Linked DNA regions of Mus musculus: all the other regions are linked to region 1. Evidence: chromatin loops called from intact Hi-C (ENCODE). Cell type or tissue: left cerebral cortex. All regions are shown on one strand. Region 1 holds the start of BC065403 (cDNA sequence BC065403). Region 2 overlaps Zfp280d (zinc finger protein 280D). Region 3 has its middle 7.5 kb from the start of Gm27188. Region 4 holds the start of Zfp280d (zinc finger protein 280D). Region 5 has its middle 4.2 kb from the start of Tcf12. Region 6 overlaps Cgnl1 (cingulin-like 1). Region 7 has its middle 41 kb from the start of Cgnl1.

The links. A loop is a pair of places that touch in the nucleus more often than their neighbours do. Peaks named below come from ENCODE experiments on the same cell type or tissue, not always from the same donor. Only the 100,000 strongest peaks of a DNase experiment are listed, where the experiment ranks them.
Region 2: it touches region 1 in a loop (2.1-fold over the local background); 2 of 42 quality-filtered maps call a loop at or near these places.
Region 3: it touches region 1 in a loop (2.5-fold over the local background); 14 of 42 quality-filtered maps call a loop at or near these places.
Region 4: a loop joins it to region 1, with 2.5 times the contacts of the local background. A loop is called at or near these places in 14 of 42 quality-filtered maps.
Region 5: a loop joins it to region 1, with 2.5 times the contacts of the local background. A loop is called at or near these places in 2 of 42 quality-filtered maps.
Region 6: it touches region 1 in a loop (6-fold over the local background); 20 of 42 quality-filtered maps call a loop at or near these places.
Region 7: it touches region 1 in a loop (4-fold over the local background); 2 of 42 quality-filtered maps call a loop at or near these places.

Annotation. Positions count from the first base shown.
Region 1 is chr9:72,406,480-72,410,479 of GRCm38, reverse strand. Gm27230 (a long non-coding RNA gene) reads right to left here. Exons shown (of 8, transcript XR_003948355.1): 6 at 1,150-1,192; 7 at 469-1,067. BC065403 (cDNA sequence BC065403) reads left to right here and starts at 613. Exons shown (of 2, transcript NR_152222.1): 1 at 613-810; 2 at 992-1,836. In left cerebral cortex, a CTCF peak has its summit at 1,967 (motif pointing right); a DNase peak (open chromatin) is centred at 1,981; H3K4me3 peaks cover 643 bases.
Region 2 is chr9:72,325,764-72,329,763 of GRCm38, reverse strand. Zfp280d (zinc finger protein 280D) reads right to left here. Exons shown (of 22, transcript NM_146224.5): 14 at 602-736. Among named protein-coding and RNA genes, the nearest start is that of Zfp280d, 53 kb to the right of the region's middle. In left cerebral cortex, no CTCF peak of the experiment used is centred here; no DNase peak of the experiment used is centred here.
Region 3 is chr9:72,258,821-72,262,820 of GRCm38, reverse strand. No RefSeq gene overlaps it. Among named protein-coding and RNA genes, the nearest start is that of Gm27188, 7.5 kb to the right of the region's middle. In left cerebral cortex, a CTCF peak has its summit at 2,258 (motif pointing left); a DNase peak (open chromatin) is centred at 2,336.
Region 4 is chr9:72,271,711-72,275,710 of GRCm38, reverse strand. Zfp280d (zinc finger protein 280D) reads right to left here and starts at 823. Exons shown (of 22, transcript NM_146224.5): 1 at 682-823. In left cerebral cortex, a CTCF peak has its summit at 1,514 (motif pointing left); DNase peaks (open chromatin) are centred at 205 and 813; H3K4me3 peaks cover 1,139 bases; H3K27ac peaks cover 1,078 bases.
Region 5 is chr9:72,114,056-72,118,055 of GRCm38, reverse strand. No RefSeq gene overlaps it. Among named protein-coding and RNA genes, the nearest start is that of Tcf12, 4.2 kb to the right of the region's middle. In left cerebral cortex, a CTCF peak has its summit at 1,974 (motif pointing right); no DNase peak of the experiment used is centred here.
Region 6 is chr9:71,644,697-71,648,696 of GRCm38, reverse strand. It overlaps Cgnl1 (cingulin-like 1), which reads left to right. Exons shown (of 19, transcript NM_026599.5): 13 at 3,044-3,205. Among named protein-coding and RNA genes, the nearest start is that of Myzap, 54 kb to the right of the region's middle. In left cerebral cortex, a CTCF peak has its summit at 2,428 (motif pointing left); a DNase peak (open chromatin) is centred at 2,413.
Region 7 is chr9:71,810,481-71,814,480 of GRCm38, reverse strand. No RefSeq gene overlaps it. Among named protein-coding and RNA genes, the nearest start is that of Cgnl1, 41 kb to the right of the region's middle. In left cerebral cortex, CTCF peaks have their summits at 1,928 and 3,554 (motif pointing right); DNase peaks (open chromatin) are centred at 440 and 1,853.

The DNA of each region.
Region 1 (4,000 bases):
TCCCCCACCTGAACTCTCTCTGGCCGCTCCCTTGAGGGTTCTTCCTTTGGGGACCTCAACATGTCCTCTTTGTCAATGCTCAAAGAAAGGCCTGATACCTCACCTCTCAGAAGTCTTCGTCTCCCAGCAGCACCCAGAAGAGAAACTTCACTCAGTACACTCCCCTAGTCCCCTAATAGAAGGAACTGCATAACCATTTCCACAAACTCTTGGTTCTAGCCCCTAACTTAACAATTCAATTTTAAGATGGAAAAGAATAAAGTGCTAAATAATACATCCTAAGAAAAGCCAAGAAACAGGATCAAAGTAAGAGGTACAAGGGAAAAGCCACTGCCCAGAGATGGAGTAGAGAGCTGAGCTTTTGAGCGTGGGAGGCTCTGCAGAGGCTGCAACCCCACCCCAACCCCACAGCGGCTGGGGCAGCTTTTTCTCTGCTGAGCTGTCAATCCACTTCACTAATGCTCTTACCACTGAGAAACTGAACGGTGGCCGGAAGCCCAGAGTAGCCCTTTGGGTGGGGTAGTAAATCCTCCAATAGGACTTCTAGTAGTTACTGGAAGGGTCCAGACTTCAAGACCTTTCTTGCTTTCTCATGTTGAAATCTTGAGGATGCTGGGATAGTCTGACGTGTGGTCAGAGCTATGAGGAAGTAACTAACACAGACAGTATCTTTGTCTGCAGTTCCTAGCGGGGTAGCACATCATTCAGGAGACAGCTTCTAGATGATACTGAATCCCAAGAGAGGGGCCTGGCAGATGAATGACATCAGCTAAGGCAACCTGAAGGGCCTCGTGCCACACAACGATAACAGTAAGTACCCTCTATCTCACTTCAGACAGTCTGAAAGGCAGGCTTTTGGAAAAGCATCATCCCCATTGAGAGGATGGCCCTGCCTGACAAATTCTGCTGTGAGGGTGTGGGAGGGGCGCCTTTATGTCTTCTATTTCCCTTAAGAAGTTCAGTCACGTTCAGTCACATGCCTGGCTCGCAGTCTGTTTATCAGGATCAAGCACGCTCTCTGGAGAGCGCAGACAGCAGGATGGGCCGAGCTCGGATGACAGTCTGCCCTGTGGAGATTGACTTTAATGAAGCAAGAATAAACAGGAAGATTAAGTACAAGCAGAAACCAGTGACAAGTTCTGAGCTCACCTCTCTGCTGGAATTGAAGGGCTCTCTGCCGCTGAGCGAGTCTCTGTTAGAGAGAAAGAGGCATCATCTGTTTGGTCGCTAATGATCCTGTTATCCACATCGGGCCCCAGTGTGCGCAAAGAAAAGTTTTCTCTCGATTTAGAGAGCAACTTCTGTATGTTTTATTTATATCTACTCACAAAACAAATTGTTTTCTAAGATTGGAAAAGTTAAGATTGATAAGGGTTGAGAAAATATTTAATAAACTGAAAAATGACATCCTTTTAGGGATTAAGGATTGCTAGTATTACTCTGCTATCTGCACCGAGCATTCACACCTACTCGGGTGTTTGTGGCATAAACGTGGCTAGTTCTGCGGGGAGATCTTACAGAAGGATGACTGTCCTGGAATAAACAGACCAACCAGCTAGTCTTCTTTATAAAGCCACTTCTTAGGGCTTTCTAAACGGATCCTAATACCCGACTGTTTTGGTTCCTCATTTCGTGTATGATTTTTGAAAAGTAACTTTTTAAAAACCTGTTTTGCAAAACAGCCAGTAAGCAAGTCCAGGATTCCCATCGGCCCTCTGGAGATGCCATTTCATTCATATCCTGAGTACCGAGTATTTTCTTTCTTTTTTTCCCCCCCACTATTGTGTTTCTTTTGGAAAAAAAATAGATCTTATTAAAACTGGAATGAAGTCTGAATTAGCTGTAGCACATTCTGCAGTACTTAATTCAACTGGGAGTTGCTTCGTGACTGAGTGTATGTAAATGTGTGTGCCTGAGACCACTGAGGACGCCACAATGTAGCTGACAGTCTTTAACACCTGTACCAGTAGGTGGCGCTCCGATCCAGCCCGATGCTCTACCCTCCCGGTTCTAAGGTTCAGGGAAAGGAAACTAAGCAGGACACTGCTATCTGTCCGAGTGTACCCAAGTGATCAAAGTATACCAGGGATCAAACATTTGCTTTTAAAAGCTAACGTGCACAGCACTACAGTGTCCACATTTAGCAAAGCTACCCGAATGCCCGAGAGAGATCAGGTGGTCCGGACAAAGGAAGCCTTTCTGGAAAGGGCTGCTTAACCTGCCTTCTCTGGATAGAACAGACGAGACATGAGGCTCCGAGGCAGACATTCTGGGCAGAAGTGGCTTCCAGAAAGGCTTTGTGAAAGCCAGAGAAGTATGTGTGAGGAAGATGAAGCATTCTGGGTCTGCTCTGAGCAAGCCCATGAGAGAGAGCTGCTCACAGGGCAGCCAGGCTTCCTCTCGTGAGATGGAAGGCAGAAGGGGACAAGAAACAGAATCAGACCAAGTTTTGTCTTGCATTTAATTTTTGTTTTTGAGTAGCAGGAAATAAAATAGGAATTAGACAAAAGTACTTACAGTTTTACTTTATATTATATAACTCTAGACTATATTTATTTAATTATATTATATTTAATTATATTAAATATATTTAAAAATGTAAAGTCTAATCAATGGCTAGACATATGTGGGTTTTTTTTTTTGTTGTTGTTACCATAACAAATGATTTCCTAACTTTCTGGCTGCCTCCCACAATCTTCATGTATGTTTTTGTGATGTGAGACTATACACGCTTTCATGTTTATATGTGTTCATGTCTGTGTTAAATATAATTTAAAAAGTAAAAATAAAACAGGAGCAGTCGGTCCAGGAAAGCAGCAGACACATAGTCCCCTTCGAAGATGCATCATTAAGAGAAAGGACCTAGAAGACAAGCTCAGACTGGGAGGTTGGGGGGAGAGCATTGGACAGAAACAATACAATATAGAGGGGCCCAAGCGTGATGGAGAGAGGCTTCCCTTTAAAGCCTGGAAAGGACAGGGCGGGTGGGATGGTGCAGCCGTTAAGACGTCCCAAGGCTCTACCCAGAGTGCTCAAACGGTGGCTCACCATCCTTAACTCTATCTCCAGGATATCCAGCACTGTCTTCTAACCTCAGTGGGTACCAGGCATGCATGTAGCACACAGACATACATGCAGGGGAAATATCACACATAAAATAATTATTTTCAAAGGAGCTTCATTAAGAGTGTGTGTGTGTGTGCAAGAGAGGAATGGCAGGAGGGAGGGCGGGGTGGGAGAGGGTAGAGAATCTTCACTGGAATGAACCAAGTCTAAGAAAGAAGGAAAAGTCATGAGCTTTTCATGTTTTCTAAGTCTGGGAGGCAGACAGGAAGTTTCAGCTTCACATCATGTAATTTAGTTCAACGCAGTGTATGTGACAGGGAGGACGGAGGGGTCAGGTATCCCAGAGTAAGAGCTGTAGTGTCACTGCATAGACTGTGGCTCAACTCTCTGTCCCTCACCGCAGAGGGATGTTCCCTCATCTCTTCAGGCTGTGGTTCTGTACCTTTCAAAGTGATCATTGTCTTTTAGGGGCAAGTCTGTGTGCCAGCAGTGTAAGTATAAGTGTAAGGCACGCGTGCATGCGTGCTTGTGTGTGTATGTGTGTGTGTGTGAGTAAGACTATGTGTGTGTCTGTGTGTGTGTGTTCAAGTATGCATGTCTGTGTCTCTGTGCATGTGTGTGCGTGCACGTGTCTGAGTGTCTATGTGTGTCTCTCTGTATGTGTCTATGTGTGTGTCTGTCTCTGTGTGTGTGTGCACGCACATGAGCACACACGCATGTATGTATGGTGTATGGAGGCCCGAAGTCAGTGCTCAGCATCTTTCTTGTTTTCCTCTGTCTTCATTTTTTAATACTGAGCTGTGCATGTGGAGGCCAGAAGACAATTTTCAGTAGTCTCTTCTCTCCTTCCACCATGTGGGTCCCCAGAATCAAATTCTGCTCATCTGCCTTAGCAGCAGGTGCTAAGCCATCTCACCACCCCTCCACTTTATTG
Region 2 (4,000 bases), 81 kb after region 1:
TTGGATTATCCATGCCTCTGTTTTCCCTCCACTGGAGCAAATATTCAAGAGCTGACTGTATATAAAGAGGTCAGAGAAAACAGATGTACATAAGGCAAAAAGGGAACAGTAAATTACAATCATCAATTTACAGTCAGACAAGGGTTTGCTCACAATGCTGTCCAGCAGCAATATTTGCTTCGTTGAGAGTAGACTCAGCAATAACAACTTCAAGAAACATCTGGCAACCTGTAGCATTAGGCACTCTAAAAAAGCTGGAGGTACAGAGATAAATGAAAGAATAATTCCTGATATCAATGAGCTTAGCATATAGCTACTAAAACTAATACATATACTACTAACTAGAAAAGTTCAAATAGCCATACAGTATTGAAATAACCCACTGACCAATGAAATAGTTTAATTGCACTTTTTATGAAGGAATACATCCAACACAGAACTCAAAACACGCTTTTCTTTATATATATATTAAAAAAGCAGTATAATATAAAATTAGTCTTAATGAAAATCAGAAGTTATTTTCTAAGATATTTTGCTCCATAGATGGAACTAGGCAGGAGTTAGTTCTACAAATGACAGAACACCATGCATTTGAACGCACTTTTGTTCCAGGGGGAAGTCCTTCCAGTTGCTTGGGTTTTACAAATGTTCGGTGATGTTGAGTCTTGTGATCCATTTTTTCCTTGCATGTCAAAAACTGCAGTCTGCATTTGGTGCAACGATGTATTCCCTTTTTCTATTAGAAAAAAAGGAAAATAATTTCTATAGCTACAAATCCTAAGTTCTGAATTTAATTTTAATGAATCTTTAGTATATAAAAAAAAAATCAAAGAATCATCTCATTTTAAAAACATTTATTAGTATTGGATCTCAAGATTATTTGCTATGAAGTAATCAAACATGAAAGTTTTGAGGGTTGAAGAAATGGTCACTGGTTAAGAGCACTAGCTGCTCTTCCAGAGGACCTGGGATTGACTGACAGTACAAAAAAGGGTAGCTAACAACTTTAATTCCAGTTCTAGGGGAGCCACTTCTGGCCTCTGCAGGCAACAAATGCATGTGGTGTATAGACATACATGAAAGCAAAACAACCATAAAAGATAAATCTTTAAAACAAACAAAATTATGAAAATTATATAAAAAGATTCTAATGAGAATCCTAGCCAGCAAGGTGGGACACACCTTTAATCCCAACACTCAGGAGGCAGAGACAGGTGGACCGCTTGAGTTTGAGGCTAGTCTGGACTACAGAATGAGTTCCAGGACAGCCAAAGCTATATAGTGAGATACTGCCTCAAAAAACCAAGACAGAGAAAATCCTAGTAATTATCACGTGAAATGTCTTTTATTTATAAGCCAAGTGCTTAAAGACCTGGTACTGCTAACATTAGTTACACTATCTTTTTATGTAGAAAATAACATTATTTGTGGGTTGGAGAGATGTCTCAGCAGTTACTTGGTCGTACTGCTTTTCCAGAGAACCCAAGTTAAATTCCCATCATATGCATATATATAAAACCACAGACATACATATAAAAAATTTAAATGTTACTTTAAAATTTTTGCTATTTTTCATTGGTCAATAGGTAGATGAAATGACCTCTCTAAAACAAACTGGACAACACCCCCCCCCCCAAATAAACAAACAGTGTTCTTCAATAAACTTCTTGTAATGAGAAAGTATTCTGTGGCTGTGCTGTCCAACATGGCTGCCATTAGTCACCATGGTTATTGAGTATGAGTAAAAGGACTGGGGAAAATGTTATTATTGTGATTTTTTTATTACACACTATGTAACTGTCCCAAATTATTACACTGTATACCTCAAAGTGTACAACTGTTACATGTCAATATAGTATTTTAAAAGAGGGGCTAAAGGGATGAATCAGCAGTTAAAAGCACTGGATTCTCTTCCAGAGGACCCAGGTTCAATTTTCAGCACTCATATGGTGGTACATAACTACAACTTCAGTTCCCAACAGAAGCATTTTTGTGTCCACCACAGGCACCAAGCATACACATGGTATACAAGACTTAAATAAAGGCAAACATCCACAGAGTTTTTTTTAAAGTTTTAATATTTTAAAAAATATTTTAAAAGAAGACAACTGTTATAACACTCAAAGAGGTATGTAATAAGATCTTATAGCTCTAGTTTCATCTTAAGGTTAGTTTATAAGCATGGTACACTAGATTGTCTTTACAAATGCAAACAATACAAATCCATTTATTGTATACTCAAAAAGGATGAATTAAAACAGAAAATGTAGTTAAGAATCAGAAACTAAACAAGCTGGTAAGAGAGTTCACATGAGTTTACTGACCAGAAATGTTTTTCTCTATAACTAACATCTCAGTCCATAATTTAAATGCCGTATACTCATGTATTTAATATTATTCCTGTGGTTTACATGAGCATGCAGGCAGTCAGTCTCTCACGTTTTCATCTGTCTTTCTCTGTCGGTTTCTCTCTCTCTACCCCTACTGTGGATCAAAATCTGAGCTCTTTGGTATTCCAGTCAACAAACTGCTTGCTTCCTATGCTATTCCTCCATCATGGACTCAACCTTCTAAAACTTTAAGTCCAATTAAATACTTTGTAAGTTGCCTTGGTCATTGTGTTTTCTCACTGCATTGAGAATGCTTGATGTCTAATATACTCTTCAAACTGTCAAGAATAAGAATGAACTTTACATTTTACGTCTAATTCTCTGCTTCCACCCTCTCAATTCTGATCTTCCTTTAGTCTTTTCTGTAGTCTGGAATATGAAAACATTCTTGTAACTGCTTAGAATAAAAATGGTTATGCCTTCACCCCACACACAATATATTAATAAAACCTGGCAAACACACTTCCCTCTTTTTTATATCTCCAATAATCACTACCACACTGGTCCTCACTGTGACAAATTTTTAAAAATTTCTTCCACTTATGTCCTTTGATGCCTTGACATTTTCTTCCCACTGAATGAAAAGCTGGAGACCAATCTAGGCTATATGAGATACTTTTTCAAAAACAACAGTTATGGGCTGGAAAGATGGCTCAGTGGTTAAGAGCACTGACTGCTCTTCTGAAGGTCCTGAGTTCAAATCCCAGCAACCACATGGTGGCTCACAACCATCCGTAATGAGATCTGGCGCTCTCTTCTGGAGTGTCTGAAGACAGCTACAGTGTACTTACATATAATAAATAAATAAATCTCAAAAAATAAAATAAAATAAAACAAGTTATATAAACTGCATTGTTGGTTCTAAAATCAGCTGTCATGGAGGCTAGAGAGATGGCATGGTGGATGAGAACCAGCAACTACATAACGTGCTACACATACCTATAGTCCCAGCTGAGTGAGGCAGAAATAGGAGATTGCTAATTTCCAGTCTAGCTAAGAAAGCCTCGGTTCTAGGGAAACACCCACCTCAAAGAAATAGGTAATTGACAGAGGAGAACACACAATGCCCTTTTCTTGCCTCTGTGCAAATATAATACCACACACATACACACAAATATATAAATATTAGTATTACTTGATATAATACAATCTAAGGTCCTCAAAAATATTAAAGGCACAGAATCAACTGTTCTTAGAACCTAACAGTGTATGAGTAATATAAATTCAGTTTCAAGTTTATCATCTCTCCTACTTATGGTTTCCAATTTTTCATAAACATACAAGTTGTAAGTACACTAAGGGTTCTTTATCCTCCTGATTAACAGCCTGACCCCTATTGGTTGCTGTCTATCCCATAAACAAACAAACAAAGCCGAAATGTGTGGCAAGTTAAGACAACTCTAGTTGTGAAGAGTTAATAAATTACACAGCTTAGATGCAGGGTCAATACACCTTGATTATCATTCATTCCTGTATCTGTATCTCACTCCAGAAGTAAGTGAGCAAGTAATTTTGAGCAAATAAAATTGAAAGCCTTGTAATAAGAGATTTCTTTATATATACTCCCCTTTTTATTTGTCTTTCAAAATTAAAACCCAAAGATGAAAGAG
Region 3 (4,000 bases), 150 kb after region 1:
ACTAAGGACCCCCAGCATGCTCCTAACTGGAATAACTTCAACAACAAATGCTTCCTGCTTTCTTTCATTCCATTTTCCCCAATTCTTGTAAAACTAATCAACTATGAAGACTTCCATGTTGCACTCCAGCCAGTGGGAAAAAGAAGTCACCAATTGGGTTACAATACAAACCGCCTTTTGATCAGAGGTAAAGTTTCACCTGCTGAGAAACTTAGAAGATAGAGGACTCTCTTAATACTGGATAGAGAGTCTGTATTGCACCCCAACAACTGCCTAGAGAACTTGCCCTAATTATACAGCCTCTAGCCTCACCATTCTTTTTTGTTTTGTTTTGTTTTGGTTTGGTTTTTCAAGACAGGGTTTCTCTGTTTAGCCCTGGCTGTCCTGGAACTCACTCTGTTAGACCAGTATGGCCTCGAACTCAGAAATCTGTCTGCCTCTGCCTCCCAAGTGCTGGGATTAAAGGCATGCACCACCCCACTGCCCAGCTCGTTTTTTGTTTGTTTTGTTTTTGTTTTTATTTATTTATTTATTTATGCACAAAATCATATCCTGGTAACCAAGAAAAGTTAGTGAGAAGTGAGATTACAGAAGCCAAATGGCAAGGTTAGTGCATTTCAGGACCTCCTGGATCCTGGAACTGGGGGGATGGTCCTTGATGGATTAGGTCTTTGTTCCTGTTTTGGCAGGTGTTGAGGCCTATGTGGAGCAGAATTTTTCCATAATTGATTGCGTAATAAAGATGACAAGAATCAGGCAGTGGTGGCGCAGGCCTGTAATCCCAGCTCTGGAGAGCTCTAGAGAGGCAGAACCAGCGTCGGTGTGAAAGGCCTAGACAAGGGAAAATGTGGTCTCGGGTTATGTGCTGGGCTGGGAACAGACCGAGAATTCCTGGCCAGTGCCAAGCCGGGGATAGCGTGGTTTGTTTTTTAATTATTACACGCAACACCTATGTGCTGGGTTTTAAGGTCAGATTGGTGGCTCTGAGGTCTCAGGACCTGTTACAGGAGTCTGTTTCTTTTCAACACTGGAATTACTTCTAATAGGAGATTGTGATAGGTTTGACAGATACTCCTTAAGTAGTTAAAAAGCCGACCCTTAGAGAGGTAAACAGTTGATCCAAAATAAATAAAACACAAAGTGAAGACAAAGGTGCTAGCCTTTTTCCTAAACGTAGTGCCTGTAAACGTAAATGAGAAATCTATGCTTGTTTGCAAAAGCAGTTTCTGTGTGCCTTCTTCATCAGACTGACTGAAGCCACATTTCTGCCAGTCTCATTTCTTGTTTTAGAGTATATAAATTGACAACATGAATGCTCCATGGCACAGTTAAGGGGAAGATTTTTATTATAGATATGAGAGGGAGCTGCCAGAGGCACCTGTAAGAGTCCAGAGCAAAGAGAGAAAGACTGAACATGATCAGCAGACTGGACCTAACCAGGCTGTCTTCAAGATAGAGAAAAATATCATGGGATAGAGAATAGGAAAGCATAGTGACTAGCAAGAGCTCAGCACAGAGAACATAGAGTAACAGGGTTCTATGGAGGCTGAGTAGCTGGGAGGAGAGGGGCTGGTGATCTAGAGGGAGAGGGGGAGGGTAGGAGGTGAGAAGGGCTTCTTCTTCCATGCTTGTATGGACTTTGAAATGTGTAATAGACACTTGCAATATTGAAGGAGCCTGGAGGTCAGCATGAACTTTGATATGCAGCACACATAGCCATTTGTCCCTTCTGCCGGAGAGAAGGGAAATGGCTCCTTTTGGTAGATGAGAACTGGTTTCACAAGTTCTTGAGAAATACTGGCTTTTCTCTGACCGCCAGAAATCCTTCTATAGCCTGGGTTGAGCCCACTGAACTGCTTTTTAGAGTTTGAGAAACTGGAGTTTTCTGTGAATTAGACACAGAGGTCTATCAACATGAAGCGTAGGACTCTTGTCTGAATGCATGGAAAAGAGATTTTCCCCTTCCTCTGGAGAATGTAGTGTTAGAATATGAATACAGAAAGCACTGTAATCCTTGCTTATTTTGCCACCAAAGAGGGACAACTGATAATAAAGCTAGCAGAGAGAGCAGGGAGGGCCGGAAAGATCAATGGTAATGAGAGGAAGCCAATTCCAGAGAGTAGCCTAAACCTCAAGATCAAAGCCCGACCTGAACCCCTTGTTCTCACTGGACTGTTTTAATCATGTGACACAGTCAGTACACGTGTTGTTCAGGTGAATGCTGTGGAATTGCTAGAGTTCTTTATTATATGAATTAAACTCCCCCTGCTGTTCAGACTAGAGAATTCCAAAAGAAGTTACTGTGGCATAGCTTACAGGCCATTCACTAGGCTCCTCCCAGGGGTACCTAGCAACAGCTTACATCACCATCCACCACCTTTGCCGGTGCACCAGGTGTGGGCTGCATATAAAAGGACTACTCTATACTCCAGCGTGCGCACTTTCTCTTTTCCCACATGTCGTCCCCCCCCCCCAACACCGTGTGTGTGTGTGTGTGTGTGTGTGTGTGTGTGTGTGTTTCCAGTGTTCTCTGTCACCCTCTTTGGTACTTTTCTGCCCTCATGGCTCTGCTCCCTTTTGTCTGACTGCCTGTCTACAAGTCCACTCATCTGCCTCAACACCTTCTCCAGGTCCTCCCCCACTCCCCTATAAACTCCCTTTTTACCAGGTCTGTTGCATGGTGTAGTTACTCAGGGACATTCTTTGGCATGGACCCATCAGGTACCCCCTCACCACATTGTATTTTATAACAGCAGCTATATTTCATTGAATGTATTTGAACTCCTGAAATCTTTTATTTATCTAAAAGTGGAACCTTTCAAAATAATCTCACACAATCCAGTTATGAGTCCTTTCCAGAGAGCAACTAGAAGGGTTGTTGGCACCTGTTCGTTCTCCAAGACTGTGAGAAATGGAACCACAAACACAGACATCATGACAAAACCTTCATTACTGTCTCTGCTCTCCAAAGGGCTAGCATATCTTTCCTACACATTGTTTATCTCCCATAAGTACCATTTTGTACCCCAACTCTGAATAGTCATTTGTTTTCCCATTTGTTCTCTCCCTCCCTTTTAGGGCACTATCCAAGCCCCAAATGCTAAGGATCCTGTAACTTTACTTTTTTTCCAAAACCTATTTTTAATAATGGTTCTTTTTTTTTTTTTTTTTTTTTTGGTTTTTGGTTTTTGGTTTTTGGAGACAGGGTTTCTCTGTGTAGCCCTGGCTGTCCTGGAACTCACTTGGTAGACCAGGCTGTCTTGGAACTCAGAAATCTGCCTGTCTCTACCTCCCGAGTGCTGGGATTAAAGGCGTGCACCACCACACCTGGCTTAATAATGGTTCTTAAATGCTTTTACCTCCCTTTTAGCTCACCACCCACCCATGGTAGTGGAAAAGAAAAGATTCGAGGGACCTGTTTAGAAAGGGTTCTTTGGAGCAATTCCTGTCTTTGTCAGGAAACCAGCAGTTCAGTTCAGCAACTTGATCCACTGGGAAACACTTCACAGATATATCAGCAGTCTAGTTCAGTAGAGTTGGAATAGCAAACATGGATCAGCAGGCACTACCTAGCAGAGACAGCCAGGCCTCAGCCATGGCTTAGTCAACAGGATGAACCCAAAGGGACACCAGGAAAAGTTCTCAGCTGTGTCTCTCTTGGTGAATTGAAGATCAGTGAAGACAATGAGACCAACAAGCGTTGCCCAGATAGCTCTATAAGCAAGTCTATCTCAGCCTCAGACACTGTCCATGGAGTCCTTTTTATACTCCCTCCAAACATGTGTCCATCACGGGTTTTACCTCAGCAAATGCGTCTGTCTCAGCTGACATCACTCTGCCAATTAGCCTGAGTCCAAGGAAGCAGCAAGAAGCTGCAGCACACCACCAGAAGGTTTTTGGCACATTTCTCTCTGTGGAGTCTCAACAAATGGAGCTCAACCATGAAAAGTAAGGTGGACTAATACATGCATGTTATTAGCAAAGAATTCTTTATTACATG
Region 4 (4,000 bases), 130 kb after region 1:
CGCGACCACTCGTTTGTGGTTTATTAAGTGAAACCTGCAACGCACAGCTGGAAAATCTGTCAGGCTCGGTTCTCCTCAAAGCCCTCCTCTGGTAGACAATAGCGGGGCTATGGCAGAGTGGGGACATTCCTTTGACAAGAAAGGTGGCTAGATAGGAGCGGTCGTCTAGCACAAGGTAAGGCCTCTGTGGCTGTTATGGCGAACGCCAGTGGGGTTCTGCTCTTGCGTGAAGAGTCGAGTGGGTTGGGTTGTGAGCTCGGGTCTCCGCCACACACACACACACACACACACACACACACACACACACCCGCGGACAAGGTACAAAGGACCGAGGGGAGTCGTCCCCCGAGAGCACAGCCGGGCTGAGAAAGCGATGGGAGGATCTGCGCGGTGGCGAGGCGACGAGGCGAGGCGACGGCTGGGCGGCCCTGTACTGTGGGCCGCCGCGCCGCCGGCCGCCTCGCCTCGTCGCGCCGGGAACCCTCCCGCGCCAGGCCCGGCAAGATGGCGGGCCCGGCCCCATGCGCAGCCGGCCCCTGCCCTGCCCGGCCCGGGCGCTCTCGCCGACGCGCCGCGGCCCGAGACCCCCACCCTGCGCCCCCGGAGTGCGGCGGCGCGGCCGCGCGGGAGGGCCTTCGCGGGCGGGCGGGCGGGCGGCCGCGCGGGGCGGGGGACGCTTACCGTGAGCGGAGCGGCTCGGCCTGACTGGAGCCCTGAGGAGGAGGAGAAAGAGGAGGAGGCGAGGGAGGAGCGCGGGCTGTGTACGCCGAGGCCGCTCCGGCTCCCATCGCGGAGCGGGGCTGCTGGGCGCCGTGAGGGGGGAGGGGGCTGTCGCGAGCCAGGGCGCAGTGCCTCATGGGTAGGCTCCGGGTTGGCCTCGCGCGTCCGCGCTCCCAGTCTTCCCGCCAACGCGGGAGGCGAGCGCGGCCATATGCGCCGTGCTGCGGACCTCGAAGGCCCGGGCCGGCCGGGCCCTAGCAGCCGGCGAGGACACGCGGGGACCGGGCTGAGCTAGGCCGTGGCGCTCATGGCCGCCTCAGGCCTAGAATTTGTAGGCACTCAGCAGTGAGTTCCATCCTTCTCCGTGTGCGAGGGTTAAAGGGCATGGGGAAGGGTGTGAGAGGAAAAGGAGATGAGTTTCCAGGATAGTACCACGTTGTTTTTGGAAAGTACGTTTTTGTTTGGGTATCTTTTTCACTCCTATTGTATGAATAGTAATCCGTAATTGGAGGTGGAAAAAAATGGCCGATGTATTTATAAGAATACTTCATCGTAAGTCGGATCTGTAAGGAAACAGACACCATGTTATGTCCGAAATGTAGATGGACATTTGTGTGTTTGAACGATGTCAGATTTTGTTAAAAAAAAAAAAAAGAAAGGAAGGAAGGAAGAAAGAAAGAGGCAATAAAACGAGGGCTGGAGAGATGTAAAATGAGTAAGAGCCCATGTTGCTTTTCTAGAGTGCCCTAATTTGGTTCGCAGCACCCCATGGTGGCACACAACTACAGTTCAGGGGATCTGATGCCCTCTTCTGGCCTCGGTAGGCACCAGACACTAAAGTGGCACACAGGCATATATACAGACAAAAAAACACAGATACACATAAACTCAAATACTATGAGCTACCTTCTATCAAATAGCCTCAGTGTCTATAGATACCAGGCTCTCGGCGATCAAAGCTTCTTTTATTCCAGTCTTAATTACTAGCTCAATACATTTCATACTTAGAGAATGGGTACAAAAGGTTTAAAGAGACCAGCAGATTTCAGAGGACAAAAGCAGAAAGCTGATACATATATAAAGTGAGTTGCAGATACTAAGGGAAGGGATCTGGGAACCCAATAGGAGGCCAGTGGAGCTAGGGCTGCAGAACAGGACCACAGGGGGCTAGAAGCCAGAGAGGAGCAAGATCCATTAGAAAGACAGAAGGAGGACACTGCAGGTGGGCTAAGCCCAGTATTGTGAATTTAGGATTTGTCTGCCTATCACTTCCTTGAAAGAGACACCAGGTGGTCAGGTGAGAGGTTAGCAATTCAGTCACCATCTCAGTGTTAGGTACCTATATTATTAGTTTTCTAACTGAACTTAGAGAATGAATCCATGTGCATAGAAAGGGGGGTTATTAGAATGACTTATAAGCAACAATGGCTGGCTATGGACAAAAAGTCCAAGAATTCAGTAATTGCTCAATTCAGGTTGGATGTTTCAGTGGGTCTTCAAGATACCCTGGAATTCTAAAGGAGTAGGTAAAGAGGGAGGTGTTGTATCCCTACTTGGTTCTTGATTGTGTCAATAAAAAGGGGGGAAGCCAATTGCTGGACGAAAGAAAAATGGTGGGACTTGCAGGTCCCAGAAGAGAAGGGACACAGGGAGAGAGGAATTTGGACCAGGATTTGGATGGAAAGGGAAGCTGAAGTCATGTAGATCTTGGGACACTTAGAATTATTGTAGCCTCTGCTGCCAGCAAGGACTGAGAAGGTTGTGGGGAGCTGGCTGATAGAATTGGGGCAGGAAATTCTTTACCCAGCTGTTGAGTTATCTGGCTAGCTTTAAAATAATAAAACTGTCTAATGTTTTCTATCCATGTAGCTAAGGTGGACAGGAGAAGAAAGAGGGCAGCCAGGGCAGTTGCTGGTGGAAGTTAGCCTGAGAGGGTTGGGGGAGCAATTGCAGCTCCTGGGAAAAATGACCAGCTGGTCATTGGCAGAGCTGAATGAGACTGGTGGTGGCAGATCACAGAGCTAAACCCAGAGAGGCTGGAGTGCAGGCTGTGACACCAGGCAAGGTTGGTAACAGGTTTTTAAAATTACACGCAACAAGTAGGCTATAAGGCTGAAAAAGTATAACCTAAAAACAAAATTCTAGGCCTTTAGGCCCAGGCTTAAGAATGTGACCTTTGTGACTCAATGCTCCAAGGCATGCTAATCATAAAACAGATAGCAACATTCCTCCACCCACCCACTTCCTGGGTTCAGGAAGCGTTCATTCAAAGAAAGTTGCCTTGACTCTTGCTGGAACCCGCTGTGCAAAGGTGCTATTGTTAGAGGCTCCTAGAAAACTGTCTTGACTTTCCACCACCTCATGACTCTTAACTGGTATTTTTGGTATTTTCCAACAACGCCCTCCCCACCTCCTTGAGTTGTGGTTTCTTCCTTTAAATACCCCCTTACCCAACTACTCGGGGTGCCAGGGGTCCTCTACCCCTGTGTGGTATATGACTGTGGGCCCAAAAGCGCTCTTGAATAAAAGTCCTCTTGCAGTTTGCAGCGAGACCGTTTCTCGTGAGTGATTTGGGGTGTCGCCTCTCCTGAGTCAGAATGTGGGGGAGTCCTCATGTTGTGGGTCTTTCAAGGCAAGTAAAGGAATGGAATCTCTAAGAAAGCGAGGACACATATAAACCCTTCTGCCTCAGTGGGGTAGCAGTGGTGCACACCTTTAATCCCAGCACTCACTCAGGAGGCAGAGGCAGAGGCAGGTGGATCTCCAAGTCTGAGGCGAACCTAGTGTACATTGTGAGTTCCAGGACAGCCAGGACTTCACAGAGAAACCCTGTCTCGAAAAAACCAAAGGTAAAAATAAATAATAAAATAAATGAAAAACATCAGTCTTCGTCACCACAGTGTCTCTGTGTACAGATAAAATATGTGATCCTTCTGCTTCTGCATTTGTAGTCAAGATGGAGCTGATCTGGGCAAGGTATGGCCTGATCAGAACAGAAACTTTCCTACACTGAGAGCTCTCCAAAGATCAATGACAATAGTAGCCTAATTTTTCAAGTGTGAACAATACTTAAATTCTTGCCTCTCACAAACCTGCCTTCCTATTTTGATTAAGTTTTTTCTCTTCAGCTCTAAACTTTTGCAGATATTCCTTATCAATGTAGCCAACATGCTGATTACCTTTCCAGATTAATCTTCCCAAGAAACAACATTTGAATAATTTTGATTACTGCATCCTTAAAACTTTTTGGCTACTAGTAGCAGTAGCAATGGGGACATAA
Region 5 (4,000 bases), 290 kb after region 1:
TATTGCATCTTGTAACTGTTCCTTGCATTTCTAATGTCACCACACCAGCATTTTGTGCAATTACACATGAGATTTTGGTGATTGGCACATTCTTCTCTAAATCTAAACATGGATTATAATATTTCCTGTTTCATCTGCATTATACACCTACGGGATAGTTTTATGATTTCTAATCTTTCAATATTTCACCTTAGGCCTTTGAACTATATTCAATAGTATGATAAAAGAATACCTCAGAATATTTACATGTCTTTTTAGAATTCTTAATGATGTGCTTCTGTGTACTTCTGTTTTTATGCATTGTAGTAGACATTTATTTTTCATTTTGTGTATATGAGTGTTTTGTTTGCCTGTATATATATGTGTACCCCTTCTATGCCTGATTCTCAGTGGAGGCCAGAAGAGGGGGACAAATTCCCTGGAACTTGTTATAGATGTTATGAATTACCTTATAGGTGCTGGGATTTGAACCTTGGTCCTCTGGAGGAATAGCCAGTGCTCGTCATTTTCCCAGCCCTCCATTGCGGTGGGCAATGATGATTCTGTTCACTTAGTTCCCTAAGTTAGTTCATGGATGATGATCCCTTTTATTTTTCTTTCCCCACCTACTTTTTTGGATTTGAAAATTCTGACGTAGTGCTGTCTTTTTTCTATATTTTCTATGGGATTTCTAAAACTCCCCCACCCCAGTACCTTTAAATCCTAATATCTACTATTATATACTCTTGCCTTCTTTTCCCCAAGGATTTTATTTTTATTTTTATTTATTTATGTGTCTCTGTGTGGATGCCATATATGTTCAGGTGCCAGTGGAGGCCAGAGAGATCCCCCAGATCTGGAGTCACAGGTAGTTGTGAGCTGTCTAATATGGGTCCTAGGAACCAAACTCTGGTCCTCTGGAGACTCCATATTGTATTTCCAATATTCTTTACTTTCTTTCCCTAAAAAATCAAAATTCTAATTTTGTTTTATGATTGCAATTTTCTTGAACATACATGAAGACCTAAAAATACACATGCATATGTACAAACATATACACACCATACATATACACATGCACACACACAAAGCACACATACCACACACATATACATACACACCACATACATGTACACACACACACCACACACATATACATACACACCACATACATGTACACACACACAACACACATACACAACACACACAACACACATATACAACACAATGCATAAACACACACCACACACTCCAACACACACCACACACATGTACATACACATCACACATATACACATAGATACACAACACACATACACAACACACACACACACACACACACACACACACACACACACACCACTCCTCTTTTTCCTTCTGTTGTCTGCTTCTATTGTTCTCTGTCACTTTGCTTTGCTTTGTTTTCTGGCTCCCATGAGAAAGCCTTCCTTCAGAAGTCTGATAGTCTTTGGGTATCTGTTTACATTAAAGAAAAAGATAACACATGTTTATGATCGTCAGAAACAGAGTGAGAAGATAGGGGCAGTTAATGGTAAACTTTCCCATAGAGCCATCTGTTTAGGGCTAGGAGGTGTGCTCAATGGCAGAGCACTAGCATGTGTGAGTTTAACTTCTAGTACTGATTTTAAAAAAAAGTGAGGAAAGTGAGAAATAAAAAGTGTGGTGGTATGGAAAACTCTTGAACCATCATAAACATGTGTTTTGCATGGATGCACTAAGTAGGGAAGGGAATATGGAGATCAGAACCCAGGTCTTTTGGAAGAAGAGTAAGCGCTCTTAACTGCTGAGCCATCCCTCCTGCCCTAACCATTCACTTTCCAAGTGTTTATTGAAACTGAAATGTATGGCTAAGTATAATAAAACATTTGGTTTTTTTTTTCTGATGTTTGAATTTGTTTTGATTTTGATTTGTATGGATGGATGTTTTATGAAGTGAAAGAACCCGGTGGCAGTAGAGGGCATTGCATTTAAGATGGATTATTTGGGACCATCTCCTCAATTCTGGTGCTTTGCCTGGTGTCGGGACACAGACCTGCCATCCTAGTAGTTGGGAGGCAGAGGCAAGAGGAATGGGAGTTTTGAAGCCAGCCTGTACTGTATATTAGGTTCAAAAAGTAAAACCAAGCAAGCAGGGTTTTTCTGTTTTTTTTTTTTTTCTGTTTTTTTTTTTTTCTCCCTTTTTTTGATACAGGGTCTTTAGCTCGGACTGACCCCCTTCAGTCTCAGTTTCCATATACGGGGTTTCTACTCACCACCTGTCTTAGTTAGGGTTTCTATTGCTGTGAAGAGACATCATGATCAAGGCAACTTTTATACAGGAAAACATTTAATTGGGGTTGGCTTGCAGTTTCAGAGGTTTAGTCCATCATCATCATGGTGGGCTGCATGGCAGCGTGCAGGCAGACATGGTGCTGGAGAAGGAGCTGAGAGTTCTACATTTTGATCCACAGGCAACAGAAAAGAGATGGTACCACACTGGGCACAGCTTGAGCATATGAGACCTCAAAGTCCACCCCCACAGTGACACACTTCCTCCAACAAGGTCATACCTCTACCTTCTAATAGTGCCACTCCTTATAGGGCAAACATTCAAAAAGGAGTCTATGGATTCAAATCATGACATCACCCAACTCACTTTTTCCTGAAACCTGAATATAACATTTGTACAAGGCAATCCGATTATTTAAATGAGTATAAGTGATCCTAGGAAGGAATAGATAACTATTTTAACTTATTGGCATTCAAAGAGAAGATAAAGTGTTCATTACAAATTCTCAGGAATCGGGGAGATTCTGATAGAAAATAATGAGTTTATTGATGGTGATTTGTATACTCCATGTTACAATAGCTTGAACAAGCTCAGTTTTCAGTTGGTCCATGGTAGGAGTGCCATGAAGTAAAGGTATGACTTAATAAATTGTTACATAAAATTGTTTCTGTTTGCTTAAGGGGTCAGCTGCTCCCCCATGGAGCAGATAGAAAGAAGAGTTGTTAAGCACAAACCCTGCATCTTAGTAATACTAGGAGACCAGTCACTTTGTCTAATAGCAATTTGTTATACCCACTTCTAGCTTGACTTGAGTAGCTCTTTTCTCTTTCTTCTCCTCTGAGCTTTCTAGAACATTCATCTTTTAAAAAGGGGCCAAGGTCAAGTTAATTTCCCAAGGAAACAAAAAAGCCCACTGCTTTAGAAGCTTTTCTTTTGATTATGAATGTTTGTCAGGATAACTTGTTTATTAAACATATATGTGTTTCTGTGCAGAGCGAGATGGAAGCCATGCTGATAGAATTTCAGTGTCTGCTCATGGCAAGCTACAGTAGGACAGCAAAGCTTTTGAATGACAATCTTGTTGAGGACAAGGTAGATTTTAGACTTTTGGTTCCAAAAGCATTTAACACCATACCTTGACCATGTAAGAAATGTGTGCTAAATATTTTTTCAATATTTACTTATTGATATTAACTTAGTACTTACTGTTAATTAACAGGATTTTTGTTGCTAGTTCTTTCTCATATTCTCAATAGAATTCTAGCTCTATCCAGCATACTCAATAAATAATGTAATAAGTGCTATAAAGTTCAGATTAAATATTTTTTACATTTATTTACTTTGTGTGTATGTGTGTTAGTGCATGAACAACATACTATAGAATGTACATAGAAGTCCAAGGACAACTTTGGGATTTGGTATCTCCTTCAACCATGTACTTCCTAGGGATAGGACTCAGGTGGGGCCAAGACAAAAAACAAAAGTAAAAACAAAACCAACCAACTAACCAACCCCAAAATTATACAACAACAACAACAACCACCCCCACCCTCAAACCCAAGAAACAAATCAACCCACTTTGGGTTATGCAATATACCCAGCCCTAAAGCTCCACTTTCAATATTGAGTCTTCCATATTTTTCAGGAATAGATTTGGCCCATTATTGATGGGAATATTATTTCTTTATTTAGAAACACACAGATACCATTTGAAAGTATAAAAAATTTCAT
Region 6 (4,000 bases), 760 kb after region 1:
GTCAGTGCTGAACCCATCAAAGAACAATGGGTATTTATTACAGATTTCCAGAACAGTTCTGAGAGAGCCCTGATAACGCATCCCCTATGCCCCAGGGTTATGTGATACAGGGTTCCAAGAAAACAGACTCTGGCACGCTGACATCACCGCTCTCTTTGCTGTGAAAAGAATATTCTTTTCATTTTTAGAGCAGACGGATGGAAGGGCTCAGACATTTGCCAGAACACATCAAATACCTGGTCTGTTTTAACTTCAAAAGGCCACTGTGTCACTGTGACCCTAAACAGGGATCCACATGGCTATTTGTATAAACATTTTGAGGCTGGACACTTCAGTGGAGAAGGAAGCATGAAGATCCTCTTCACAGATAAGGAAGCAGATGCGGTAGGGCCAGACGCTACCATTCTGCCTGTGGTGTGAGACACCCGGGTCAGGTGAGGGTGGCCTTTGACCTTTAGGAGGTAAGGCTTAGAGTTCGTCTTTAGTTCATTTACTTAATCCTGCTAACAACTTAAAGGTGGTACTGACAGGTTAAAAAGGTATTTGCTTACTGGCATTTTTATTAGTAGATAAAATAATTTATACGACAATTTATTATCGTATTAACAAATTATCTGCTAATTTATTAGCAGGTTGATTCATTTATACGGTAGTGGGTCTCGTTACGACATCTCACATGTGGATCTCCTGTCTCTTGATCCTGTTCACCTCAGCACCCTCTCTGGTCTCCTCACTCCTGCTGATCCCCTTTGCCCATCTGGCCCTCCCACTTTCCCGTTGGTGTTGGTCCCTGTCACGTTAAGGTTGCTCTTAGGAGCCTGGACAACTCAACAGCAGCTACACCACTGAAGAAAAGCTGTTGTTCTCTCCATGAACAACAATTAGCTGACTTTTAAATCCTCAGGGAGGGGCGGGGCCGTGTGAGCTCCTCCAGCTCTGTGATGGAAGGTTGGTCGCTCAGTCTCGTCCCAGCTGCTTAGTGCAACGACTGCGCCTTGCTGTGACAGTGCTCCAAAGCATGGCACCCCTTCCCTGTCTCATCCATTTTTTCTGTCTCTTCTGTGATACCCCTGGGATGGGGTAAGACAGGTGTCCCCTTTAGGGCTTTCTGTCTTGCTTATTATTATCTGAGAGCAAGTTACTCTTGGACACTCTGTGGGGAACATTCCTTACCTCAAATGCTTGGTGCTAGGAGTATTTCTGATCTCAGAGATCTTGAAGTTATTTGTGGAGATTTTTACTTGTTTGCCATTTCCAATCTCAAAATCCACAATGCAGAATGTTTTAGCTTTGGATTCGGAGTCAAATGCTCCAAAGTTTTGTCTTTTTTTTAAGGATTTATTTTATGAATATAATTATTTTTCCTACATGTATATTCTTGCACCACATGTGAGCCTGGTACCTAGAGATGCCAGGAGGAGGGAGGCATCGGATCTCCTGGAACTGGAGTCACTGATGGTTGTGAGCTGCCGTGTGGGTACCAGGAGCCAAACTCATGGTTTTAACCACTGATCAGTTTCTCTCCAGCCCTGCATTTTGGGCTTTGGAACTGGGGGTGATCAGGCGTGCTAACTGTTCTCTCTGAGTTACTGAGTGCTCTTGGGAGGGCACTTAAAGGTGTTAGGAGATGGATCCCCAGCCCCTGCTAAGTGGAGGTGGTGGCAGGGGGTAAAGGAAGAGAAAGAGGAAGAGGAAGAGGAGGAGGAGGAGGAGGAGTTGGTGGTGGTGGTGGTGGTGGTAGCAGTATGGTAGGTATTAGGAGAGGTGTGCATGGTGTTTCAGAGGATGCCAAGAAGGAAATTGTTTATTTGATTAGCATTCTTTGTGATCACTAATTTTGGGTAGCATCTAATTCTCAGATAAAGTACATTTTAACATTTTCCCTATGTTGCAATGGGGACATTGACACTCAGAGAAACGTAGTGTTTCTCTGCAGTGAGTGGTGTATCAGGTCCAGAGAGCACCCCATTTTGTGCTCTCTGTGGATGACTGCCCTGTGCTCTCTCTGTTTCACTCACCATTGATGCCCAAACCAGACCAGGGCCTGTGTCTAGAAGTCATTTTCTCCCAAGTGGGACTGTGCTAGAAGTGGCTGGGGCTCCCCATTGTACTGGAAACGAGCATCTTCATCTCCGTCAGAATGCAGTGCTGGACTGGGGTCTTCTTATGCTAGCCTGATCCTTCAGAGCTTCCCCGGCTTTTCTGTGGACTCCCGCAAGGAATAAACCTCTGTGGTGTTCCGTTGTTAGCTCTGTGTCTACTCCAGGAGGGTTTGACATTGGCAACCAAAGAGCTAGGGTTGAGCCTCATTGAATCAGCAAGCCAGGTTGATTTTGGCATTTCCCTTGCTAGTGTCATGGCCTGGCTCCTGAGACTCAAACTGTTGTTGTACATTCTTCAAAACTATTATATGAGCGCCACCTTGTGGATGAAAAGAGCACTGTCGTTATGGGTGACCATTTTTTTCTACACAGCAATGGTTGTTACCAAATGAGTATGATTTTGTTCTTGGATTTTGTGCCTGCAGTTGCTTAGAGATCATTAATTTAGTTTTTATTTTAAAACGTTAAACCTCTCTTAAGACAGTGCTGATACAAGAACGCTTAGCTACTTAAGTGACTGTCAAGTGGCTTTGACCACAGCCCACCTAATGACACGTCCATCCATCCAAATATGTTAATATATAATACAAAAACACCACAGTGCTTGTTCATACTTTATTGTGTGTGTTCTATGTAGTTAAAATACTAGTCCACACCTAATCAATTGACTTTATAACCCAACAGTGTACTTCTTACAAAGGAAAACCACTCTTTTTATAACATGGGAAATTGAAGTCTAGAGAGAGGTGGGGTTTGCCCCTCTTTGCTTTGGGATGGGCCTGTGCGCTCTGTTTTCTGGCCTCCTTGAGCAAGACATGCACATGGTATGCAAACCTGTATGCAGGCATGTGTTCTCTATCATTGCCAGAGCTATCCAATATCATTTCAATTCCTTGCCATTCCCACTGCCCAAGGGACCTTCACACACGCTCTCCTTCTAGTTACGCCTCAAGGAGGAAGAGTTGCAGGACTACCAGCGAGCTGAGGAGGAGGCGCTCACAAAACGGCAGCTTCTGGAGCAGTCGCTGAAGGACCTGGAGTATGAGCTGGAGGCCAAGAGCCACCTCAAGGATGACCGCAGCCGACTCATCAAGCAGATGGAGGTGTGTGGGTACCCGGGCTGGAGCCAGGCTGAGGGCACCTAGGGGGCGGGAGCCAGGCTGTGGGCACCTAGGGGTTGGGAGCCAGGCTGTGGGTACCCGGGCTGGAGCCAGGCTGAGGGCACCTAGGGGGCGGGAGCCAGGCTGTGGGTACCCGGACTGGAGCCAGGCTGAGGAGAACACGTCTGGGCCACCAGGGGGATATAGGAAGCCTTGGGCTTTCACTCTTTCTAGCTTGATGTAATCAAGACCCTTTCTTTGGAGTGGGGGGCAGCTTATCATGTTGTAGAGAGTTACGCAGGAAGGAATTGATCTGTGATTTAGCCTAATGGCTTCATTGCTTTGAAGAGGATATAAGTTATTCCCCAAAGAAATTAGCTGATGGTGTTGTGTCCCTTAAGTAATGGTTCCCCTACAAAGGCTCCAAGACTGCCAACTGTCCAGTCAGGTTCCACACTGTGCCGTAGACCCCAAACCACCCTGCACATCGGGGACCACTGACCAAACCACAGAGTCCAGTCTCATTCCTGGCCCATCTTCCTGAGTGTGTATGTATCATTGCCAGAGTTATCAGCAAACTGTGGTCCAATTCATTGCCATTTCCCAGTCCCAAGATAGTCTGTCTGCAACTGCCCAAAGCAGTTACCAGCTGGGGGTGAGTATTTACAAGCCTAATACTCAACACTTGAGAGAAACCCACACAAAGAAATACCAGGACTTCTGAGATGACAGGAAAACCTGAATTGCTAAAGAGGAATAATTTGTGAGAGTGGAATGACCCTAAACCAGAAACACACA
Region 7 (4,000 bases), 600 kb after region 1:
AGGGAAAAATGGGTGACAGTCCAGGCACACGGTAAGAGCTGAATTCTTTTCTAGTGTGTCCCTCCTCCTTTTCTCTCAGCTTCCTTCAGGCCTCATCTGTGGTAGAGCGTGTTCCGTGTCCTTCATGCAAAGGTCCTGAAAATAATTCTGGCTGCATGAGTGTACGTCTACCTGCAGCAGGCCTCACAAAAGGCACTCCTGCACCCTCCCATACCCTGCCTTTGGCCTTCTCTGGGTTGTTTCATTCTCTAACTTTCAGAGTCCTGTTTAGGGCCATCTCGTGTCATGAGCCACCACTGCAGCTGTATGGGAACCATGTCCTTTGTGTCCCTAGCATGCCAAGAGGCGGCTTTGTATGGCCAAGTGCCAGTGTGGTTCAGGCTGGGCACAGGAGTGGAGAGAGGAAGGGAAATGGAGAGGGTTGCTGCCCCTTCTGGGATTCCTAGGGCATGCTGGGAGAAGGGATGAGTCAGGAAGGCTGCCGGCTGGTGAGTGAGTGGGTCTTACTGAGCATCTCTGCTGAAGGCTACAGTCGTTTTCCCTCCAAGATCCCTCTCCCTACAGTTTCCTCAGCAGATAACATGGCGAGAGTTGGCAGTGAAATCAAGCCAAGTTTCCTGGGTCACTTGAGCAGTTTCTTTTGAATCCTGGTCTCTGGAATAGCTGCTTGTCAGCTACAGCTGCTGCCACACCCATTCTGACTCCACCCTGCAGGTGGCACAGGCAGGAAGCAGGAACAATTCCTGAGGTCCATCCTGGCCTGTCTCCATATTGCTTCTTTCTTCTTTTTGTCCCTGTGATAGCAGTGGGACTTTAGGTCCCCTTGTTCCCATAAACCTTCATCCTCTCGAGGGTATTCTATGGAACACTTACTGCTTGAGAAAATGTCATCTACAATGGACACCATCCATGACTATAGGGACTGTGTTTTACCTTTGTCTTCCTTGTGTTTTTTTTTTTAATTATTTTTATTTTTAACAATATGTGTGAGTGTTTCTGTGTTGGGTTATGTGCATATGAGTGCAGACAAGAACACCAGAGTTGTGTGATCCTTAGAACTAGAGCTTTGGTAAGTAACCCAAAGTGGATTCTGGGAATCAAGCTTGGGTCGCCTGCTAAAGTCGTATGTACTCTAACTACAGAGCCATCTTGGACGGGTTCTTAATTCATGAGTCCATTAAGAGCCCTGAAAATCCCACAATCAATGGCTTCTTTTTACTTGATGTGTTTTTCCCAAGCTGTTTTGATGGTGGCCCCTCGCTCTGACCTCCAAGCAACGCCTATCAGCACTCTCTGGGGAGGCCTGTGTGAGCAGTGTTTTATCTGCAGGGATGCTGAGAAGTCAGATTCACTAATGAGAAGCTGGGCATCACAGAGGTCTATGGAAAAATATGTGTGCTTGGCTTTAATGAAAAGACGACTTTCACATTGCTCAGAGGTTCCAACCCCTTGTGCCACAAAAGACCCCTCTGGGTTCCTCTCCTCAAGGGACTCCGTGTTTTGAAAGCTTTCATCTACCCAAGAAACTACACTTATTGAATAATAATTTGTTTCTTTGAGTTTTATTTATCAAAGACATCTAACTGCCAATTAGTGTTTCTGATCAGCCCAGATAAACCATCGTTACCGCACTGACTTGATACGAGCCAGCCCAAAGCAAATAAACTTAAATGTTTTATTTAGTCTGGGAACAACACTGAAATAAATGGATGGTTTCCTTTGGGCTTTTTTAAAATCATGAAAATAGCTTCCAGCCCCTCCCACCCCACTGCTGCCTTCCCAGGGTGTCTGGTGGGTGGGAAAGGGGGCGTGTGTAGGGACATTAAAGAGAGCTGGAGGCGGGGAGGGAGGGAGGGAGCTGGTACTGGGGCCACAGGAGGACACAGTGACAATGAGGCACTGGGTGACTCCAACCACCAGGAGGAGTAGGAGTTGCATTTGTGGCTTTATCCCCTGGTGACAGCTGGTTGAAGATGTGTGAATCGTGGTTTTCTCCTGTGCCCAGAGACCTGGACAATACTGTTGTCTCTCTCTGCTCAGACCCTATTGCATGCAGTTCTTACTCGAGCACTGTGGAGTAAGCCAGGCGAGAGAGTAAAGGGAAGGTCTATTTTTCACATGCCTTCATGATTTATTCCCCCGCTATAAGAAGAGTGAACTTGGTGTCCTAGTCACTTCAGGTGTGGAAGGTGGCCTGGAACCCCTAAAGCTCCCCACCTGTCGCCCCAGGTCAAGAAGTTCTAGTGAAGGACCCTTGTGTTTAGCACGATCCATTTTATGGAAAAGGGGGAGGTCTGAAGAGCAAGGTCATCTTCGGACCCCTGAGGTAGGTGTGCCTCTGAGAGTGGATTGCAGGTTCCTTCGAAGGTTTGCAAGTGCTCTGCTGTGGGACTCTGTGTCCTGTGTTCTAATTTCCTCCCATTCTGCTGCAGAAGAGCTGCCCAGTATGGATGGGGCACAGCTGATATACAGCTGGTGTTACAGCTGGGTGACACTGTTACCCAAAGTGAGAGAGCGTCAGGTCCCCAGCCTTGGACCTGATGGGTCTGCAGCCCAGCCCTTCTCTGTCCTCCTGGCTGCTCTCACACCCCCAGCCCTGCTTAGCAATGGCCCTGAACAGCAGACCACCTCGCTTCATGGTTCTTGGCCCTTATTAGCTAAGCCTAGCATTTTCCCACAAGATACTATCTCTGTCTGGCAGAAGCTCGCTTACAAAAACAAATTCTCCCCTGAATGTTTTCCAGGCTGGTTTTGGAAGCAAGTCTGGAAGGTGCCTTTCAAACTCAGCCCCACAGGCAAACCACCTGCACCCCACCTCATGCTGTGGAATGTGGAAAGACTGGGGGGGGGTGAAGTCCATTTTCTAAAGAACCTACCCTTTCTGCATGGGGGCTCAGAGAACGCCTCATTGCACCCTGATGCTTCCACTGCAAACCCTGGCTGCTCGGGTCTGCTGTGGGCTGGAGCTCACAGGCCTGGGTAACACAGCCTGCTCTTTCCCTTCCATGCTGCTGGATCCCCCCATAGAAGGCGCCCACTGCACAGGCGCCCCTCTCCTAGATTCATCCATCCATCCATTCAGTGTTTATATGTCTGGGCTATAGGGGTTGATATGTGCAGCACACAGAGCCAGCACAGGGACAGGAGAGGGACACAGCTATGGAGGACTTCTGTGCTCTGACCAAACTGTCTCTTGGCATCACAACAGCCTGTGATCCGGGAAGGAGGAGCTGAGGGCAAGAAGATGGAGGAGAGGGACCATCTTTTGATGGGCCAATGCCCAGGTGGAGGTCTGAGGTCAGCATTGTCTTCCTCTATCCCTCTCCACTTTATATTACTTTTTTTATTACCTTTTTTTTTTTTTTGACATCTCTCTCTATGGCCCTGGCTGGCCTGGAACTCTTTATGTAGACCATGCTGACCTCAAACTCATAGAGATCCACCTGCCTCTACCTCCTGAGTGCTGGAATTAACTCTCTCATAGAGCTTAACAATATTTTTAGTAAAGCTTTCAAATTCAAATTACAGTCACTATTCTTGCATTGCAGTTACATGTGGTGGCCAGAAGAAGGCGTCAAGTATTTTTATTTTTGTTTTTTTTAATTTTTCTACTTCTCTTGCCTTATTTCTTGGAAATTGGATCTCACTAACTCTGGGGCTATTTAGGTTAGCCAAAGGGCTCCATGTGTCTTTACCCCACAATGTCGAGGTCACAGGCACATGCAGCTATGCCTGTTTTTTAGGTGGGTGCTGATACTCTCGCACATTGAGGCATTGTCACAGTTTCTCAGTGCCTCTTAGGAATTACTTCTGAGACAGATCCATTTATCTGAATCCGATGCTTTAACAGAGCAGAGTCAGAGCCTACCAGACTGATCCACAAAATTAGACATCAATAGTGACGGGCAGGGCTAGGAGATGCAATCAATGCCACCCTGCTGGGAAGAGGGACAAATGAAGGGACTCCATTAGGTTAGGTTTAAACTGAATGGATTGGATG